Regions from separate parts of the Homo sapiens genome. Here region 1 is linked to region 2. A link is an interaction called in ENCODE POLR2A ChIA-PET data of the cell type or tissue named here. Cell type or tissue: PC-9. All regions are shown on one strand. Links, peaks and the distances in the headings refer to the core of each region. The heading gives the core; the rest is flanking DNA.

Region 1 (10,928 bases), core at 5,370-9,369, 480 kb after region 2:
ATGAAGTACTTTCAACCCATTGATGAGAGTCATGGAAGTTTAGAGTGGCAAGACCCAGAGGTCATTAGGTCCAGCTTTCTATTATTGTGTCACAGGGACCCCTGCTACCACAGCTTTCACCCATGGGCATGGTCAGGTAGCCTCTGGTGGCTATGCATTTATTACTCAAAAGTTGGGCAACTCTAATAACGAGAGAGTTTTTCCTCATATCAGCTGAAGTCTGCCTGTGGATTCTCCTTGTAGTCCAGATCTACTATCTGCAACTCTTTAACGGCACTTGAGATATGTGCAGTGGGTGGTCTCCCCCTCAGTCTTACTTTGAGCTGCTGTTACTCTAGTCCTTTAAGTCATTCCTCATATGGCATGCTTTTCTTACCTGTCACATCTTGGCCATCCTCCTCTAGACAAAACCAGCCTTTAAAATATCATGTCCAGGCCTGGAAAGAATACAAATCCAGTGCAAAATTAAACCATTAGTTCTTGATGATAACCTAGCATTAATACTTACAGTATTTTCTTTTTGTAGGAGTTTTATCCCTTGGTTCACTTGAGTGTGCAAGTCATTAAATCCTCATCATTTTAGGGTTGCCAGTGATATTCAGTGTTTAGAGTGGTTCATTCCCTTAATATATACTACCTCTGTCTGTTAATTCTTTCCTAACATGACATGTAGCTCTCCATGGTCCTCCCTCTGAAACACCACATGCTGTTTAAACTAGAAGCTGTAATTCAAGATCCCAATTCCACCAGGTGCAGTGGCTCATGCCTGTAATCCCAGCACTTCAGGAGGCCGAGGTGGACAGATCACGAGGTCAGGAGTTCGAGACCATCCTGGCTAACACGGTGAAACCCAATCTCTACTAAAAATACAAAAAATTAGCCAGGCGTGGTGGCAGGCGCCTGTAGTCCCAGCTACTCAGGAGGCTGAGGCAGGAGAATGGCGTGAACCCGGGAGGCGGAGCTTGCAGTGAGCCTTGATCACGCCACTGCACTCCAGCCTGGGTGACAGAGCAAGACTCCATCTCAAAAAAAATAATAATAATAAATAAATAAAAAATCCCAATTACAGAACAGGAGATATGTTTCCTCTGACAAAACCCCATTTTTAGAGTGTATAAAATTCTGTCTTTCATTTCCAACCATTTTTCAAGAGAAGCTGCTACTATCTTGAGACTTCGTATTATCATGGGAGTACTGTAAGTTCAGTTCTCAGGGAATGCTAAATTAGAGTAATAAGTTTTATATCCTTCATTCTGGGAGAGGAAATCAACATAAGGTGTTGACTAATTGATTATCCTGGAACATTTTGAATATTGGGGAAGGAAGATGATACTTCTTTCTCAAGAAAAGAAAATTGGATTATTAGGAATACATCTTGACCCTTTTCCACTCAATAGACCAGGGAAAGGGGTTACAGAGAGCCTCCTCAGATCTGTTTGTGCCTTTCAAAAGTACTGGGGGCAGATTCTCAAAACTCTTAGATTGGTGTTGCATCCCTGCCACTTCACATGACCCTTCCATGTTAAAGCTGACTTTTCTTGCCAGAAAGTTTTCCTTGTGACAAGAAATTTGCAAGCTTTTCAATCTCAGGAATACTGGATTCTATAGCCAAGAACTCATGAAAGTAAGTGTAAACTATCCTAGGTAATTTCAGGTACTTTCTCTTATGCAATTAATTTTATTAACTGATTTCTGGTCTATCTCCAGAGATAAAATACCATTCCTTCACAACTGTATTGTCTGGAAGCCCCATGAGATGGTAATTATAGGCCTTCTACTAGCCAGCAGTTCTCTCTGGATACTGGCATCAGCAGGTCTCCTTTTTCTTGTGCTGCTTGGACAGGTACCTACTGCTGGCCTCTTCAGTGGCCACAATCCTCAGTCCTCACCTGCTGGTTTGGAGACTCATGAGCACCCCAGGCAGCTCAAGCTGAATAAATAGCTGCAGACATGGCCAACAACATGGGGCTCAGGTCTGTCACTTAACTTAGAGTCTTTACATGAAATATCAGAATGGGAAAGAGAATGTTCCTGGTAAAACTCTGTTTTCATTAATTTGTTATTTTTCAAAAACCGAGCCACACCTTTGGAAGTAATGATTTGGCCATTCCAGAGATTCTGGGGCTAAAGTTTGTTTTTCCAGGGCTGCTGATCCTTTTCCAGATAGCTCCAGAGTATGATGACCCCAGCCCCATCCCAATCTCTAGCGAAAGGGTTATGCAAATCTCAGGGTGTTGCCTCTAAAGAATCTAAAGAATAGACATGCTTTGGGCTTACTCAGTGTACCAGATTCTCTAGTGGGCCATTCTCATTTGATGTTCCCTAGAACCTCCCTGTCTTCCAACTGCAGGATGTGTTTACTTCTCTTCTGGGCTTCCCCTGGTTTCTGTCCTAGTTCCCACCCCAAGTTTAAGAAGACTTAGATTCATTTATTGCTATCTGAGGCCACTAGTGAGATTTCAGATCTCTCTTTTGCAACATTTTACCCATTTCCCTTCCCCAAACCATGTGCTTATTAGATGGTTCCACTCAGGAAGCAAGGAAGCTAAAACTCAAGTTAATGGTCTGTGGATCCCACGAAAGTGTGTGTAAACTACTGACTGTTTCTCCACTAGAGGCATTTAATTGAGCCAAAGATGATGGAAGAAGAAACTCTCAAAGCCATGTACTTTGTTAGGTGTCTGGATTTTTGGCCTGTTTGCAGCCTCTCCTAGCCACAGACAGACACTGTCTCCTCTCAGAGAAAGGCCAGTGTTTCGGTCCAGGCCACTGGTGAGTGTCGGCACCCTTGAGGTGGGCATGGAGTGAGCAGAAGAAGCCTGGAGAAGAGAGAACTATTTAAAAGTGTTGCCAGTTATTCAGCTTCCAGGCGGCTTTGCACCTCCAAAGGTGCAAAAAGGAAAAAGAAAGCAGAAAGGATTCAGCATTTAAGCAGAAAGAAAAGGGAAATTCTACTCTACCAGATGAGCCACTGGTTCCACTGGAGCTTATCAGTGAAGTAACACTGCAGGAGCCCTGGTATCCTTCCCTCAGAGATATCATCAGGGGCCCTCAAACCCCATTGTTTATGCCAGCACTGACCGCACTTTAAGCACACACTTACCAATCAGAGGTCGTGTAATTGGCCTAAATCTAGGCCCAGTTATTACTACAAATCTTAGTCACCATACTCTCTCGCCCAGGCTGGAGTGCAGTGGTGTGATCTCAGCTCACTGCAACCTCCACCTCCCAGGCTCAAGGGATCCTCTCACCTCAGCTCCCGAGCAGCTAGGACTGCAGGTGTGCACCACCATGCCCAGCTAATTTTTGAATTTTTTTGTAGAGATGGGGTTTTGCCATGTTGCCCAGGCTGGTCTGAAGCTGCTGGGCTCAAGCAATCCACCTGGCTGGGCCTCCCAAAGCGATAGGATTACAGGCGTAAGGGCCCACGCCCAGCCTACCATACTGATTTTCAAGGCAGGGTCTAACCCTTCATAAGATGTGAGTTCTTCCAACCCAATAAGCAGGCAGCTTTGAGGACAAAAAGGCAACATTAAAAGATAAGACCCTAGAAGTCAGAACATCTGTATTCCAAGGCCACCCCTTCTCCTTTTAGTCATGTGACTTTGGGCAGGTCACCCTCCCTGTCTGTAAAATGAGGTTGGACTGGATAATCTTTATGTGCCCTTTCCTTTTGGCTTAAAATTCTGTGATTTATTCATTCTTAGGAAGATCAGCATATTTATTGGGATTTCTGCTTCAAAAATTCTTTCTAACCTCAAAAATCCAAGTCCAGAATTTTTTGTTTTCTTCTGGATTTAAACTGTTTAATATGAGCACATCAAGGTTGACTTCTCATCCTTTTTGGGAAGTGAATTTAATATTGAGGGTAATTGAATGATGTTGCAATGGCTTTCCCTCCTGCTGGCTTGGTAAGAATATTAAAGCCTGCAGAGGTGGAAATTGGAGCTCATGGAGAAATGGATAGAAAGCAATTTGTTGCAGGCAGCCTTTGGACAAGTTGTTTTAATAGGAAATAGACCTGCTGCTTCATAGGTTTCCTCAACCACCTTTCCTCAGCTTTCTTAAAATGGGATCTACATTGGCTCTTCACACCCAAATAGCAGACTAATCGTTTTTCTGCTTAGCACCGTCTGGTTCATTGTCTTGAACTCTGCCTTACAGCAGCAAGAAAATTTTCCTCGACAAGAACCTCAATCTTTAGTTCCATTGAGCTCCCCCTCTGGATTTTGGACTTACCAGAAGTAGGAGGTTCTGATACCATTCAAGATGGTCTTTCCTTCAAAGCAGGTCTGAAGAGGAGACTACCAAAGCAGTGTTTACAAACCCAGAGTCCACACAACCATATTGCATAGAACAGCACTTGGCTTTCACAAGCCTCCTACAGGACCTGGTGTAATTGGAGTGAAAGGGCAGAGACCCTGGAAGTGGAGGTGGCTGTGTGCTGCGATGGGAAGAAGGCAGAAGGCCCAGGGGCTTTGGACATAGAGCAGGGTGGAAGCTGCAAGTACTGGGAAGGAAGAGAGTTTCACAGAAACAAAGCTTTGTCACACAGAAATGAGTTCTGTCTCACTGGTGACTTCATCCCTCAGGCTCCAGCTGAGCAGAGATTTTAATCAGCTTCCTTAATGGGTATTGACACTGCTCAGGAAGCAGTAGACCCTGTCAGGGACAGCTATTGATCTTTTGTGTTCTGATTAGATTGGAAAATAGATCAACTTCATTGTAGTCCAGGAACTGTTGGTCACAGCTACTAGGAATGAGGTGATTTCTGAGGGCTGAGAAAAAACACAGAATCTTGGCCAGCAGCCAGCAGCTGCATGGTGAAAGATGCATTCACTTCTCCTTTGAGAGTTGGGGTTGAGGGCAAACATAGAACCCAGGTTTGGCTTACAACCCAGTGTCCCGGAAGCCCTCCTTCGGGAGAACTGTAAGTAAGAGGTGGGTGTGTCTAAAGACAATACCATTAATGAATGTTCTGGCCTTACCTAAAAAGGTTTAGCAATTTGGGGATAACTCTTGGATCTAGCTTATGTGCGTTCACATGCACATTTGCTAGCCCAGAGCTTTTAAAATGAGGTCTGGCATATACTTGATTACAAATGAAAACTCAGAAACCAATTTTATTTATTAAATCATATCTTTTGTTTTTCCCCCTCCCTTCTAATCCCCCAAAGGACCTATTTGAGCTGTTCCCCAATTCATCTGCTTATTTTGGACCATGAATCTGCCAGAGTGATATTTTCTGTTATTTCTCCTCCAAATTTTTCCCTGATGTTTCCAATAAAGATTTACTTGGGTGGCCCCTTAAGGTGACATCAGGATGCTCTTATGTCCTTCCAGAATAAGCATACACTTCACTCCTCTCCCTTTCATCTCCCTCTGCATTCTTAATTCCTTGCTTTTCTCACTTGGAGCCGAGGGTGCTTTAGAGAGGTGGTTTTCCATGAATCAGCCAAGATTCCTGTAGAAGTTGGGTATACCAACCACCACCACCACCGCCCCCTATTCCAGTTTCAAAGCTCCTCGGCTATGCTAATGTCCCCTCAGAGATGAGGTTTGACTTTTAGGCCCGTATGACTCCTCCATAGCCTGGCCAAGGAGACCATGAGTAGCCATGTCTGGTTTACTCTTTATCCTGAGACTGTTTATAGCTTAAAACAGAAGTGTGTCTTCCCAGCACAAACCTAATCAATCAGTGTATCAGTGCATCTGGTGGCAACAGCTCAGCCCATTCAAAGAGCAAGGATTCAGGAAAGGCACACTGATGGTGGGGAGCCTCTTAAGAGCCTCTAATGTTCTCCCAAAACCAGAGTTGAGAGTCGGAGTGCCAGTCGTCGGGGCCCACTATTCCTGAATAAGGGACATGCAAGGGCCAGAAGTAGCTTGACTCTCGCCTAAATATCTGTGCCTTTGCCTGTCCTTTCTCCCACTCTACTGAAACCCGGAACAGATTCCCGCTTGCCTTCTGATGAAGAGAGGTTAGGTAAAGAGAGTTTGGAGGAAAAAAGACACCAGGAGGCAGGCTGCGGGGTAGGAGAGGGTTCTGAGAGGAGGCAGCAATCCAGAATACCTCCTTTTCTAGCCAGCATCCCTTGAACTTTTGAAAGGTTGTGCCTACCACTGGCTGGCACACCAGGGCAATGATTTCCCTGCAGAAGGAAGGAAAGAATGTTTCACCCTTGCATCCTTCTTGGAGAAGCTACAGCCTGTGCTCAGTTGAGTGGTTCACACTCAGACTTTGGCTTTATGGTTTTCCTTCCTCCTTGTCTTTGCCCTGACCTTGATCAACAGGGGTGAAAAGAACCACCCTGAGGTTTCCATGCCTCTCCCATTTTAGTGGTAGCATTTTGTGTCTTTACTCCACCCTTCACCCTAGTTCCACCAAGGTTCACACACCAGATGTAACTGTTTTTCAGCTGAGTTGTATGGATTAACTTCAGTCCACTGTAAATACACCTGGGATGGGGTGGGGTTGGGGTTGTTTAGGGAGAAGCAGCCAGACTTGCTTTGTGAACTGAATGTATTTTTATGCAATTTTGAGTGGCCTTTCAACCCTAAGATGAATGGTTTTGTTTTACTGGTTGTTGTTATATAGTTTTGAGTATTCTGTGTTTGAAAGTTTGGGAATAATAATATTCACTTCTATATGATGCCTGTAAACACAACAGTATTTATAAATGAGTAAATAAAACTGTGTTTTAACTTTGTGACTGTCTCCACAGTTCAGAGCATGGGATTTCTAGAATCTCACATCTGGGGCAGCCTCTTCTGATTTTACATCTTATCATTGGTGGGGGCCTCGCCCACCAGCCTCCTACAACTCCTGTCCACATAGAGGCCCCTTCCCCAGGGACAGCCACAGTGAGTCATGGCCACTGAGAAGGGTCTCTGGTAGTATCAAGGAATTTCCTAAATGGAGTCAGGCCAAGGAGAAGCCTAGATTGGCGTTCAAAAGAACCGTAAGATAGATAGATAGATAGATAGATAGATAGATAGATAGATAGATAGATATCAAGGTTCCAAGCTTCAAGTAACCAAGAGTATATACGGTTATTTCTTGGAAGACACCAGGTTTAAGTGACAAAGGTGTTGAGGCCATCCAGGTGAACACTAGCACACTCTAGTACATGGGAAAGTTGAGGTCTAGGGAGGTGGTGATTTCCTTGGGCTCATGGAAGTCTCCTGCCATCACCCTTAGTCATCTGCTATATCCATAAGTCTTCATGAGGTCATTGTTTAATTCAGGAGATCCAAAACTATCCTGTAGTTCCAAACTACAAATGTAGTTAACTTGGGGGCTATTGAAGGTTAAATCTAAACTCAAAATGAAGGAGCCATGCCCAGAGAAGAGCTGTTCAGGCCCGCTGGCAGGGTTTGTACGTGGGTGGCCAGGTCTGACCCCAGGCAGCCAGGATCTGGGTCTGGTTTCTCCATCCAGCAAGCCCTGCCTCTGGCTTTGCTCAGCCCTGTGTTTCCTGCCAAGCGGAAATCCCTGGTCACTGACTTGGGGAGAGGTCAGGGAGGGAAGATTCTTCTCCCCTGATGTCACCCAGCTGTTTGTAACCCAAGCAGCAGCAGAACAAGCACACTTGATGTCATGGTTGAAGAATTCAGTCCTGTCCTGGGGCACAAAACAGAGGCAAAGAAGCATGACCGATGCAAAGGGTTCCTAGACTGCAAATGTCATTTCTCTTTCTGACCCCCACTGGTTGTAGTAAGGTCTGCAGATACAGTATCACCTAGCCGTCACGTGGTCCAGCCCTCTTGGGGGGAAAGGAGAAGGCCACAACCTATTGGCAGAGTAAAAAGCTCATATTCTTAGCCAGGAGACCCTCAGGTGATAAATCCCAGTCCGTCTGCTGAAAGGCTCATGCCCCTCACCCTACCCAGCCTTAGGGACTGAAGCAGCAAGACAGGATAGATGTTAAAGGATCTGGGCTCATGCTCCCTCAGGTGGGCAGCTCCCATCCCTGCTTGCATTCACTGCCCCCATGCCTTTGGACCTGATGGACAAGCACACATCTAGCCAACGGTGTTCCTGGAGGACAGGTGCTGGTGTAAACTGACAAAAATGGTAGCTGCTGGTCTATCCTCAAGGAGAGGAGACAGGTGGAAGTGGGAACCGAAGAAGGAGTTTTACTCTTCCCTGGTCTTTGGGGGCAATGCTGTCCCACTCTCCCTTTCCCTAAAAATTCTGACGCCCTATCCCTGGTCCCTAACATCTTTGCTTCAGAAGTTAAAGACATTTCAAGTTATTTGCAAAGAGTCAACTGAGGACTTTGTAGAAATTGTTACTTTTCAAATTCCCACTTCCCAGGGCCAGCCTCCCTCTCGTCATTGGGCTCAGACTGTGGCTGTTCCCTAAGCCCAGCTCTACTGGAAGGGAATTCAAGAATATAGTCCCCACCACCACCCCGCCCCGCCCAGCCTCCCAGACAATGTTCCCCGGCACCACCACACTCCCCACAGTTCCACAGCCTGGCATGTGTTCTCAGGAGATGTGTGGGCCCCAGCACCCACCAGAGTGCCAATCTGGTCTTCCCCCAACCCCAGGAGAGAGGGGACCTCAGCCCCTTTTGGTGCTTCCCTGAAGGGAGATTCTGGGTTAGAAGCCAGAGCCTCAGGACCATCTCACCACCCTCACCCACCATACTGACCCTCACAGGCAGCTCCCACTCCCTCACCCCCACCTCAGCGCAGCAAAAACAACCAGAGACACCCCCCACCCCCAGGTTTCTTTCAGCTCATTTCTTTAATAAGGAGACGCAGTTCATTACAAAATAACAATTTGACAAGAGATCAGACAAGAACAAGAGTCCACATAAGGGAGATGGAGAGCATTGCCAAGCAGAAGTGGGAATGAGAGGGCCGGGGGCAAGGGCTGTACATGTGTCCTTCCTATGGAGACGAAGGCAGGGCTCCTGGTGGGCTGACCTTGGCGAAGCTAGGCTCTGCCAGGCCCTGATTTTGAAGTTTTCAGCCCCAGGGTTTTCAGAAAGCAGCAAATCAAGTCCTTAGATGGGCAGGAGTCAGGGCAGAAGGGTCACTATCTTTGAAGAGGCCCCCCTAAAGTCCTGATCGCTAAGGCAGGTGGGATGGAGGAACTCCTGGTGCCCCATGCACACTGCTCCCATCACCTCACCAGACAGATGCTCTCTCAACTCTTGCCTCAATTTGTCTCTGCTGTGGGTGTGGAGAGTGGGAGGGCCCCAGAGAGAGCTGGAGGAAGCAAGACATGTCTTCACTGGTCCAAGCACCTGATTCCAGCCTGCTCTGAAATGGTCCCCTCCACCTTCCCCACTCTTTCAGTTCCCAGCACAAAGGTCCCTGGGACTTCTGTGTGCAACTTCTGTTGTGGTTTGTGCAGGGCAAGCCTGCCTCGCCACCTCTGGCCTCCTCGAATGCGCCCTGCCTGATTCCCTTCCCGTTCTCTCTCCTTCCTCATACTTGTCACAGTTGCCAGGCCTGAGGCATCCTGGGCTCTTCCCATGCAGTACTGCCCTCAGGTGCCCATGGGGCCAGGGGCCGCAGGCAGGGGGGCTACCTGTCCCTCTCAGTTCAACAGGATGACCTGGGGCCTTGGAAGCCCCCAGGCCCCTCTACTCACCTCTGCTACTTGGTGCAACTGGCTGGGGCTTCTCTGGGGAGCAGGTGTGAAGGTCAGGGGACTTAGTCCACACCTGCTCTGCCTGAGCCTCTCTCACAGCTGAACCTGCCCACCCCACTCTCAGGGGATCGCTGGTAGCCCTGAGGTTGCCCCGCTATTGGGCTGCTTTCTGTCAGACTGCAGGAGGATGCACGAGGGAAGAGCGTCAGCCCCTGTATTCACCGGCCTCTCCCTGAGTCCCTCCTCCATCACCACCCACAGACCCTCACACTACAGAGGTGAGTAAGCAGGGATGGTTCTGTCATCCCTGGCTGAGCTGCTGACTGGCTGCTCCTGAAAATCCTGGTTGCCTCCACAGGGACCCCAGGAAAGGTATCCAGAACCATGGAGTCCCACTGCTGTCTGCTCCTCGCCCAGCGTAGAGATGGAGCTGAACTGTGAACCCAGGCCGAGAAAGCCAGCTCGGGCAGGGCCAGCATGGGCATCTCCTGAGACCCCACCGGAAGCCCTGGACACCGTCCATTCTCATGACACGGGACTGAGGGAGCAGGAGGGAGTGACAACAGGTGAGCCCTTCAGAAGTGGTCTGTGGGGAGCCAGTTGGAGAGACATGGGGGCTCCTGGGAGGAGCCAAGGGAGGCCAAATCTCCAGCAGGAGGCCCCCTTTATGGCTTTTCAGTGAATTCAAACAGTGGGAGGAAGGGGCACACCACACACATACACAGAACATGGAAGCTACTGGGATGCCAGATACCAGGCTGGACACTGCACCGGGCCCTGAGGTTTGGCTCTGCAGGCAGATGTGCAGCAAACAGGCCTTCAGGGCGACAGGGTCCTCCAGCATCTCCCAAGGCAGGGCTGGACTGGAGCAGGCACCGACTCCCGCCCACTGATGACTCCCATGGGGGGTTTCCCGATGGGAGGAGGCAGGGGTGGGGCTGGGGAACAAAGACTTTACACGACATAAAATCAAAGGAGCAGCCTCAACCAGTTCTGTAAAATGGGTTTGAGGTTGGGGATCAAGGGGACTCTCAGCATTGCCATGCGGCTATTTACAGAAAGTTATAGACATGCATCTTGATTAAACAAGATTCTGTTCATATGTTTCTAGGTAATTATCTTCTTTTATATATAATTAAATATACACGGATGGGGGCAGATGAGGCTCAAATGGCTTCAGAAGGTTCTTATTTTGTTGTTGCTTAAAAAATAAAGTAATTCATGTGTCTTCAAGTCACAGTGTCCCCTTCTCAATATTGCAGTTCAAAAAACTGGTTAAGTCAAATCCTTGGGGTTCCTGGCCCCTTGGGACCAAAGG
Region 2 (10,928 bases), core at 4,428-8,427:
TCCAGGCACCCAGTTTCAGCCTTGCCCCACCCCTGCCCCGGGCCTCTCATTTGCTGTTTACCCCCCAGGAGCAGGTGCACCTGGGTCACCTCACCGCAGGAAGGAGAGATATAAGGCTCTAGGGCACAGCCTGACTCCACACCCACAGATTGCCCAAGGCCAGCACAGGGGTTGGAGCTCTCTAGAAAGGTGAGGCACTTGGGGAGCATAAAACAGCTCCAAGTGGGCCCACCACCCTGTCCAGCTGCTGAGCTCAGCCCGCTGCCTCTCATCTCTTCCCATGGGTTTGTCTTCATTCACCCACTGCCCCTAGAGCAGCCCAGGCCCCGCCCTCAGCCTGAGGACCCTGTGCAGAGCTCAGCCAGTTCCAGGAGGGGAGGGCCTCTTGAAGGCAGTCGGGGGCCAGGGGAGCTGGTGCTCACATTGAGGAGCTGTGGAAGGCAGGCCTAGGCCCACACATCCTGTGCTAAGAAGAGAGGACAGGGTGTGGAAGGAGGGGTTGGAGTGGGAGACCCATAGCCTGATTCAGCCCCGAATGGAAAAGTGAAGTTATGGGGGGACTGAAAGGTTTGGTGACAGATACTGGGATGTGAGTCTGGAAAGCGGCTTTGAGTCATGGCTTGGCATCTACCCTCCCTTTGTGACCTTGGCCATGTCCATTGCCCTCTTATCCCCATCTGTACAAGGCAGGCGCCTCAGTGTTCCCATCTGTACAAGGTAGGGGCTCAGCTGGATAAGCCTAGGCTCCTTCTAACCCTGGCACTCTGTGGTTACCCAGGTGGGCATCCCCACCCCAGTGCCCAACCTTCCCCTATCCCCACTAGCTCCCGCATCTCCCCCATGGAGAAAAAGAAACCTCGCTGGGTCATGGAACATGGGAAGGGTTGGCAATTCCTGTGTGAGGCAGCCCAAGGCAACCTCGGAGCCCTCCTGCAGATACCCAGGGGGCCTGCCCCGCCCCTGGCCCAGGCTCCAGACCACAGAGCAGACAACAAAGGCAGGCAGGTGGAAAATTCCCTCTGGCTCTCCGCCCAGGCACCCTGGATGGCAACTGTGCCAGCCTGGGCGGGCAAGAGCCGGGAGTCCAGGATACCAACAGGCAGCCTGGCAGCCCCAGGGAGCTGATAAGGGGCCTGTCAAGGTCTCCCCAGTTCAATTGCCCCCCACTGCTCAGACACAGAAATTGTATTCTACTCAGGTGGACAAACAGGTGGGAGGAGGAGGATGGGGAAATATGTGGTTGTTTGAACTTCTCAGAAGTTGTAGCCCTGAGCCAAGAAGATTATGCCAACTCCTCCCACTACCCTGAGCTGAGTGGTCCCTGGGACTCTTAATGGAGGACCGGGGGCTGCAGCTAGTTTGGCGGACAGACAGAAAACGGATTTCGTCAAGTGTTCCTGTGCCTGCTGGGCTCCTGCTGGCTGCTGGTCTCTGCCCTGTGACCTTGGGCAGTGTGTATGCTCCTGGAGGGCTTGCTTTGCCCATCTCTCACCCTGGAATAACTGTCTGGGTCCTGCTCCCTGGAAGGGCATGAAGCCACACCCATGTAAGGCCTAGGAGAAGTGAAAAGCCCTGTGTGTACATGTGACTTGAGGCCGGGAGGCAGACCACTCCCAGAGCCTGCATGTTCAAGGATTCCTTGCATCTGGAAAGCCAAGACAGGGACCCCTCCTGCCTGCCTCTCTTCTGCTTTCTGCTCCGACCCCCTGAGCTGGTTACCATGGCAACAGTTCCCTGCCTATCTCTCCAGAGGCCTTTCACAGAATCCAGAGTTGGTTTCTACAATGTTTACCCACAAACACTTTCTTGTTGCCAGTCAGTTCGGATGGCACTTCCAGAACTGAGGAAATACCTTTGTGACTTCGCCAGGTCACAGCCAGCTGGCCCCTGGAATCACTCCCCAGTAGGGTGCCATCCTTCGGGCTCTGGAGAGCTGAGGAGTCAGGGTGTGGCCAGGTCAAGGTGAACCACATGCTGCTGGGAAAACTACCCAAAGGGCACGTCCCACTGACCCGCAGTCAGCAGCCTGCAAGCGTCATTGCCTCTACAGGGAACATTGTCCGTCTAGGCTGGCAGAAGAAGGCCCTAAAGATAAGGCAGGGCATGAACCCAACTCCATGACAGCCAATTAGCTCCACTCCAAGAACCCAACCGCTGTGACTCACTGACAGCCAATCAGGAGGCCCAGGGCCAGATACTTTTTTCAGCTAGACACACCTGTAACCTGCTAGCCATCTGTTGAACCACACCCCTGCCCCAACCATTCTAGAAAGAAATATAAATCTCTTTTACAGCTGTAAATGGAGAGCTCTGTAACTCTAATATGGAGGGAGATACACGCTGATCTATATTGAGCTCAGAGACAGACACAAATGCATAAACATGCACCTGCACAGATGAAAATCTAGCTATCAGCCCTGCTCCTTCCTGCCTCCACCAAGGTCACCACCATCTCTATTCTCCTCCACCCTCCTGGGTCAGAAATTGGCAAAAGAGAAAAGGACATTGCAAGAGACCTAAATATACCTTTCCAGTGCACAGTGGCAGCTTTCTGTGAACTGTTAGGCCAACAGTGGTCCAGACATTTTCCCTCATCCTCTGCAAAAAACAACAAAACCAAACAAAAACATTGACTGGGCATCATTCGTAGGTTTACCTGGGAATACTAGTGCTTGGAGGGGACTGAGAGTACCCCTAGCAAAGCCCCATTTTACGGATGAGGGCTAGGCCCAGAGGGAGGGTTTCTCCTTCCAGAGGAGGGCTCAGTGCTCGTGATTGTTGGCAAGGGCATCTTGCCAAAGTTCCAGGATCCAGGTCAGATATTGGCCCCATGGTCCCACCCTGGAGGATTTCCTGTAGGGGGGTGCCCCCCAGCTGGCCACAGTGGATCAGGCATGTCCAGAGGGAGACCTGGGAAAGGGGCACTATGCTTGTGTGTCCTCCAATCTTCCTACTCTAGGCCCTGCCCAAAGGCTGGGAGAACAGGGATCTTCTGTTGACTATGAGGGAAAAATGCTAGTTCATAGGTCCTAGTTGAACTAGCGCCTATGATTCCGGGGTCTCTGGGATGCCTGGGATCATGGCAGCATGGCCCAAGGTCCTGCAGCAATTTGAGTCAGAGCCACATTACCAGGCTGCAGGACAGCAAGCCAAGACCCCCCAGCCTGGGAGTTTCAGGGTCTATGAACTAGCGCCTAGGTGCTAGATGAACTAGCATTTCAGTGCTCTATGCCAGAGGGACCTCAATAGAGGGAGATGCAGACAATCCAAACTTGTTTCAGTGTAACCCTCAAATTTTCGAGCCCTCCAGATGCAGGGCACTCATACTACCCAGTATTGAGACTCTAGACATGACCTTGACTGAAGGCTGCCACGTCTTCAAGCAGAGACCTGCTAAAAACGAAAACAACTTATATGCATGAAGTGCATACTTTGTGTCAGGAATTATGCTAGGCACTGGGGAGACAGACATGACCTAGGTTCCCAGGCCCCTGCAGGTTGTTCTCATGTAGGGTGTATAGGGTAGTTTCAGCAAAGGGCCTCCCTCAGCCCGCAAGGCCACAGGCCCCCAAACGGGCAAAACACTGCCCCTGCAGATTCACAGGACTTTTGTGCTGGTTTAGACAGGAGAGAAACAGAATGAACCCCAGGAAGATTCAGAGGGGTCAAGATCTGACCCCTACAGCCAAGGACAGCCAGAGGTAGGAGGACCTTTGCTCATGGGTAGAAATCATTCTATTCATGCATAAATCAAGTCTCACCCAAGATGTTGGGCAGCCAGCTTGGCCTTGCCTGTTCTAGGGAATAGAGGCTGGGCTCCGATTCCAGAGCTAGGGGCTGGGGTGGGATCTCTGAGTCTTTTTTTTTTTTTTTTTTTTTGAGACAGAGTCTCACTCTGTCACCAGGCTGGAGTGCAGTGGCACGATCTTGGCTCACTGCAACCTCCGCCTCCCAGATTCAAAAGATTCTCCTGCCTTAGCCTCCCAAGAAGCTGGGATTACAGGCGTGCGCCACCATGCCCAACTAACTTTTATATTTGTGGTAGAGACGGGGTTTCAACATGTTGGCCAGGATGGTTTTGATCTCGGCCTCCCAAAGTGCTGGGATTATAGGCATGAGCCACCATGCACAGCCTTGTAGTTTTAGCAGAGACGGGGTTTCACCATGTTGGTCAGGCTGGTCTCGAACTCCTGACCTCCAGTGATCCACTAGCCTCTGCCTCCCAAGGTGCTGGGATTACAGGTGTGAGCCACCGCGCCTGGCCCCCTGTGTCTGTCTTTAACCTCCTCTGCATACAGGAAATTTCCTCCGTCTCTCCCACAGGGAGGTGTGGCCAGGGAGCTTTGCCCCCTCCCTTTGAAGCACTCTCTGCCTCTTCCCCACCCCCAGTATGGGGTAATGGCTAAGGGGGACATAAAATAGACTCATCATTTTAGGAGGGGAAGAGGAAACCCTCAAAGCCATTCCGGAGTCTTTGGGATGCCTGGGATCATGGCAGCACGGCCCGAGGTCCTGCAGCAGTCTGAGTCAGAGCCACATTACCAGGCTGCAGGACAGCAGGCCGAGACCCTCTAGCCTGGGGTTTCAGGGTCTGCTGCACCCTGTAAGCAGAAGTGCCTGAAGGCATTGGACAGTGCTCTTAGTGGGACTGGGAGAATGAGGCAGGTGTGTGAAGGAGGAGTGAATAGAGGGAGTGAGGAAGGAAATTGACATTCATCAAGAACATGCTTTATGTCAGGAATGCACCACTCAAGTTTCATAATTTAATGTTCAGAGCAACCTTGGAGGTGCATGTTATTGTCCTCAGTTACAGTCAAGAACTGAGGTTGGGTAAGGTGTGGTGGTGCTTGCCTGTAATGCCAGCACTTTGGAAGGCTTAGGCGGGAGGATGACTTGAGCCTGGGAATTTGAGACCAGCCTCGGCAACACAGCAAGACTCTATCTCTATTTTAAAATAACATAATTGGCCAGGCACGGTGGCTCATGCCTGTAATCCCAGCACTTTGGGAGGCCGCGGTAGGCGGATCACAAGGTCAGGGCATCGAGACCATCCTGGCTAACACGGTGAAACCCCGTCTCTACTAAAAATACAAAAAATTAGCCAGGTGTAGTGGCAAGTGCCTGTAGTCTCAGCTACTCGGGAGGCTGAGACAAGAGAATTGCTTGAACGTGGGAGGCTGAGGTTGTAGTGAGCTGAGATCAGGCCACTGCCCTCCAGCCTGGGTGACAGAGCGAGACTCTGTCTCAAAAAAATAAATAATAAAATAAAATAATTATTATTAATTTTTTTTTTGAGGCGGAGTCTTGCTCTGTCACCCAGGTTGGAATGCAGTTTCACATTCTCGGCTCACTGTAACCTCTGCCTCCCAGGTTCAAGCAATTCTCGTGCCTCAGCCTCCCGAGTAGCTGGAATAACAGGTGCCTGCCACCACGCCCAGCTAATTTTTGTAATTTTAGTAGAGACTATGTTGGCCAGGCTGGTCTTGAATTCCTGATCTTAAGTGATCTACCCATCTTGGCCTCCCAAAGTGCTGGGATTACAGGCATGAGCCACTGTGCCTGGCCTATTTTAAAATAATTTTATTTTAAAATATTAAAAAAAAGAAAACTGAGGTCTGCCGGGCATGGGCCTATAATACCAGCAGAGGCAGGAGGATGATTTGAGCCCAGGAGTTGGAGGCTGCAGTGAGCTACGATCGCGCCACTGCACTCCAGCCTGGGCGAGAGTGAGTCCTCGTCTCAAAAAACAAAAATCAAAAACTGAGATAAAGACAGGTTAGCCGGTCGTGGGTGGCTCATGCCTGTAATCCCAGCACTTCGGGAGGCCGAGGCGGGTGGGTCACGAGGTCAGGAGTTTGAGACCAGCCTGGTCAACATGGTGAAACCCCATCTCTACTAAAAATATAAAAAAATTAGCCAGGCGTGGCGGCGGGCGCCTGTAGTCCCAGCTGCTGGGGAGGCTGAGGCAGAAGAATGGCGTGAACCTGGGAGGCGGAGCTTGCAGTGAGCAGAGATCGCGCCACTGCACTCCAGCCTGGGCGACAGAACGAGACGCCGTCTCAAAAAAAAAAAAAATTAGCCAGGCGTGGTGGCAAGCGCCTGTAATCCCAGCTACTCGGGAGGCTGAGGCAGGAGAATCCCTTGAAGCCGGAAGGGGGAGGTTGCAGTGAGCCGAGATTGCCCCATTGCATTCTAGCCCGAGCGAAAGAGCGAAACTCCGTCTCAAAAAAAAAAAAAGACAGGTTAAGTGATTTGCCCATGGCTACATAGCTGGGAAGTGAGGAGATGTGGATTTCTGTGGATCCAATTTCATGTGTCTAGGATGACCCATCAACTCCAGAGAAGGGCAGGAAGAAGGTGCCGCTCTTAGGCTCAGAGGGACTCAGAGGTAGAAGTTCAACCATCCTTTCCCTCCCCACCCACCCAACCGGCCCCCTGAAAGCTGTCCAGGCAGATGCTGCCCAGGGAAGGGTTAACCCTCCTCTTTGGCTCTGCCCTGCATTCTTTTGTGCTGAGCTCTCTGGCAGCTTGTGTCAGGACATCAGGGCAAGAAGGCAGAAAGGACATGGCTAGGGCACCTGGCAATGAATAATCTGTTTGTCGTGGCCGTGCTGCCTTGTGGCTGTGTGGGATGGGGTGGGGATGGCGGCAGTGCCAGGACTTGGGGTCAAGGGCTCAGGGAGGGGGCCAGCCAGCTTGGAGGCAGGACCTGAGACTCCTCTATGTTTAGTGCTTGCTCCATCTCCCAGACAGCCACCTAAACAGGAACTGTGGCAGCTTTCCACGTTTGCCCCTGGCTGCAGCCAAACCTATCTCAGCTACAGCCTGGGACTTGGATCTCCCTGTAAGATTTCTATCCCATCCCTCTCCACCTGCCCCAGGGCTTCAGAACCAAGTTCTAGACTCCAGAGGGCCCTGCAGCCTGCCCCTCCAGCTACCAAGGATGAAAATCTGGTACAGGCATCTGTAGGGGACAGCCAAATGTGCCTGGAATCACTGGGGAAGGGAGATATGAGAGGATGCAGGGTGCCCTGTGGGGTTTCCCAGGCTCCTCCAGCCTCACCCCATTCCTGCCCTGGCTCAACTGCTTGGTCTTGTGATTGCAGGGGCCAGACTCTCTCCTCCAGCTGAGTGATGCTGGGCTCCACCCAGCAGCTGGCTCTTCCTGGAGTCTTTCCTCCCCACCAGCTCTCTTCCTGCCTGGAACTTCTGCCCCAGCTCCTTTCTACCAGACTAACTCTCTCACTTCCACTCAAATTCTGCTCCTGAAGAAATCCCTTCTAGAACTTCTCAGGAAGCCTTCTTTGACTCACCCAAGCCTGTCTGATCCCCTTGGGCTCTCCTGCCTGCTGCCATCCTCACATACCTCCACCTGTTACTGTGGCCAGTGCCTACTCCTTATGCATTTGATGTTATGCTTGCTGACTGTGTCTCACACCTGGATTCTGTGTGTGTGTGTGTGTGTTCTGTCTCTTCCAGAGGACAGAACAAGAACCAACGGGTGGATTTTCCTTGAGTCACATTTCTGATAAGGGAACAAGTTCGGCATGATCACAGCCATCTAAACATTGGAATGGGCTATCTTGAAAGTAGTGAGCTATCAAAGGAGGGGTTAATAACAAATGCTTCTGGGTAGCAGTGATGTGTCTGCCACATGAAAGGCTTTCAGTACACATTTGTTAAACAAATAACAACCTGCTGGCTTTCTCTCCTCCCACAGCCACTATGTGTCTCATAAATGCTTGGGGTTTTTTTCTGTTGGGGCAGCCAGTTGGGCCCCAAGAGGCAAGTCCCTGCCTGTAGTTATTCTGATATTGAAAGGGTCCTTACTGAGAAACTAACCTGGAGAGCAATCCTAGTAAGCAGAAGAGGACCTCTCTCCACCCATCTCTTGGTGTGGACTTGGAAGAGAGTAGGTGTTTATAGAGAGCTCCTAGCACTTGGTGCCAGCTAGGAGATACGATACGGGGGCTCTGGGATCTGGGAGGTAGGATCATGCCTTGTCAGCTGGATCCCTGGGCTCCTTGTAACCAACTATGCTTGTATCTCTTTAGCATCCTTGAGGATTTCATTGCATCTGAACATTCCAGCCTTGCCTTAGCTGTGCTGTAGGCCAGTGAGGAAAGATGGTGAAATGTGCTCGAAACATTGCATGCAGGCAGCTAGCTGCCATGGCTGGGGAAGTCACAGCGTGGGGAGGATACCCCTTTCCCCCAAGGAAAGGGGCATCTTGGGGCAGGAGCAGAAGACAGTTGAAAGACTTTCTGCTGACCATCTTGAAAGGTTTTTTTTTTTTTTTTTTTGTGACAGTCTCACTCTGTCACCCAGGCTAGAGTGCAGTGGCACAATCTCAGCCCACTGCAACCTCCGCCTCCCAGGTTCAAGCGATTCTCCTGCCTCGGCCTCCCCAGTAGCTGGGACTATAGGTGCACGCCACCACACCTGGATAAGTTTTGTATTTTTAGTAGAGACAGGTTTCAACATACTGGTCAGGATGAACTCCTGACCTCAGGTGACCTGCCCACCTTGGACTCCCAAAGTGCTGGGATTACAGGAGTGAGCCACCCAGACTTGAAAGTTGTTAAGTGTTACCTTTGTCGAGGAAGCCAGAAGTTTCCTCCCACCCCCATTAAGGAAATTTTGGCATTTTATAACAGGTAGGATTTTTGAGCAGTTTTTTGTTTCTACTTACTATTTACTTGTTCTTTTTTTTTTTTTTCGCCCCCTGAAACACATGTATCAAGCATCTACTGAATGCCAGGCACTGAGAACCAAGATAGGGAGACACAGGACCTGCTCACCAGAGGTTCAGTGACTTCCTGATCTGGGAGCTCCAGGGGCACAGTGTTTCTCCCTCTGTCCCCTCCTACAAGCATCCTCCCACCCCCACCCCTCACCATTTGAGTGCAATGGGAATGCCTAGTATAGTAGTTCTCAAACTCTAGCCTTCATCAGAATCCCTGGAGGACTTGCTAGAAAACGCCTAGAAGCTGGGCCCACCCTGTTTCTGATCTAGCAGGTCTACGGTGGGGGTTGAGAATGTGCATTTCAAAACAGTTTCCAGGTGTTTCTGACCCTGATGATCTAATAAAAAACCACTGATTTACAGTATCTTACAGTCCATATTACCTTTTAAAATGCCTTCACAATGACTGCATTTTATTACCATAGCATGCTTGGGGGGTCTTCAGGCCCAGGAGAATACCCCTTACCTTTTACTGAGGGGAAACTGGAAAGACAGAGCGGTCTCATGATCTTATGACTTCATCACAATTTATAGCTATATTACTTGCAATTTGGCTTTTTCAGTGACTGCCTCGTTCGCTTGAATGTGAATTTCTTTCTTTTTTTTTTTCTTTTTTTTGAGACGGAGTCTCACTCTGTACCCCGTATCCCAGGCTGGAGTGGAATGGCATGATCTCGGCTCACGGCAACCTCCGCCTCCTGGGTTCAAGTGATTATCCTGCCGCAGCCTCCCAAGTAGCTGGGATTACAGGCACGCACCACCACACCCAGCTAAATTTTAGTGGAGACGGGGTTTCACCGTGTTGGCCAGGCTGGTCTCGAACTCCTTACTTCAGGTGATCTGCCTGCCTTGGCCTCCCAAATGCTAGGATTACAAGCGTGAGTCACTGTGTCTGGCCTCAAATGTTAATTCCTATTTTTTTTTTTTTTTTTGAAACAGAGTCTCGCCAGGCTTTAGTGCAGTGGCGTGATCTTGGCTCACTGCAACCTCCACCTCCCAGGTTCAAGCGATTCTCCTGCCTCAGCCTCCCAACTAGCTGTGATTACAGGCGCCCGCCACCACGCCCGGCTAATTTTTGTATTTTTAGTAGAGACGGGGTTTCATCATGTTGGCCAGGACGGTCTCAATCTCCTGACCTCGTGATTCGCGCACCTCAGCCTCCAAAAGTGCTGGGATTACAGGTGTGAGCCACTGCGCCCGGCCTCGAATGTGAATTTCATGAGGGTGGAGGCCATGCTGTGTTTTTCACTCTGTTTCCCAAATGCCTAGGACAATGCCTGGCACATAGTAGGTGCTCAACAAATATTTTCAAAATGAGTGACTGACCTATTCCTGAAATCACAGGGCTAGTTAGTAGCCGAGTTGGGACTCAGTCCCAGATCTCCTGACTTTTAGATGCATGTTTTCCCACTAGTGGCCCTTCACCTGTCCCCTGGAGCAGCACCCAAGTGCTACTTGGGGCCAGGGGCCCAGAGCTTGGAGGAGAATGACACAGTGAGATCTGGTGGGTCAGACTATCTATGCTTCCCCCAGCCTTAGTCCGTGTCCAGTATAGGCCAGACCCATGTTCCTGTTCAGAACTGGAACCCGGGCAGGGGAAAGAACTTGTCTCAGAATTTGCCCTCTCTGCCTCTTTGGCTGCCTTCTGCTTGTTCAGTTTCCAAATCTGTAAAACAGGTAGATATAATGATAGTACCCTACCTCATAAGGTTGCTGTGAGAATCAAATGAATTCTAGCCAGTAGGTAACATGTATATAGTGCTTATTATATGCCAGATATTATTGTAATGACTTACATAGATGAACTCATTTAATCTTTTTTTTTGAGACTGAGTCTTGCACCGTTGCCTGGGCTGGAGTGTAGTGGCGTGACCTAGGCTCGCTGCAACCTCCATCTCCCAGGTTCAAGCAATTCTCCTGCCTCAGCCTCCTGAGTAGCTGGGACTACAGGCACGCGCCACCATGCCCGGCTAATTTTTGTATTTTTAGTAGAGACAGGGTTTCACTATGTTGGCCAGGCTGGTCTCAAACTTCTGACTTTGTGATCCACCTGCCTTGGCCTCCCAAAGTGTTGGGATTACAGGCGTGAGCCACCATGCCTGGCCTTTTTTTTTTTTTTTTTTTTTAGATAGTGTCTTGCTATGTTGCCTAGGCTGGAATGCAGTGGCTATTCACAGGCGAG

Evidence for each region. ChIA-PET counts read pairs that join two places held together with the same protein. Peaks named below come from ENCODE experiments on the same cell type or tissue, not always from the same donor. Only the 100,000 strongest peaks of a DNase experiment are listed, where the experiment ranks them.
Region 1: POLR2A ChIA-PET joins it to region 2 with 5 read pairs; 1 of 35 experiments calls an interaction of 5 or more read pairs at or near these places.

Annotation. Positions count from the first base shown.
Region 1 is chr1:202,581,860-202,592,787 of GRCh38, forward strand. It overlaps PPP1R12B (protein phosphatase 1 regulatory subunit 12B), which reads left to right. Exons shown (of 24, transcript NM_002481.4): 24 at 1-10,843. It overlaps SYT2 (synaptotagmin 2), which reads right to left. Exons shown (of 9, transcript NM_177402.5): 9 at 8,737-10,928. Among named protein-coding and RNA genes, the nearest start is that of SYT2, 120 kb to the right of the region's middle. RefSeq lists enhancers at 6,930-8,129, 7,535-7,584, 9,255-10,081. In PC-9, for the core only: CTCF peaks have their summits at 7,883 and 8,099; DNase peaks (open chromatin) are centred at 6,452, 7,232 and 7,552; H3K27ac peaks cover 3,105 bases.
Region 2 is chr1:202,106,444-202,117,371 of GRCh38, forward strand. It overlaps LOC105371684 (a long non-coding RNA gene), which reads right to left and starts at 2,727. Exons shown (of 2, transcript XR_001738375.2): 1 at 2,527-2,727. RefSeq lists an enhancer at 1,471-2,444. In PC-9, for the core only: no CTCF peak of the experiment used is centred there; DNase peaks (open chromatin) are centred at 6,298 and 7,158; H3K4me3 peaks cover 692 bases; H3K27ac peaks cover 3,716 bases.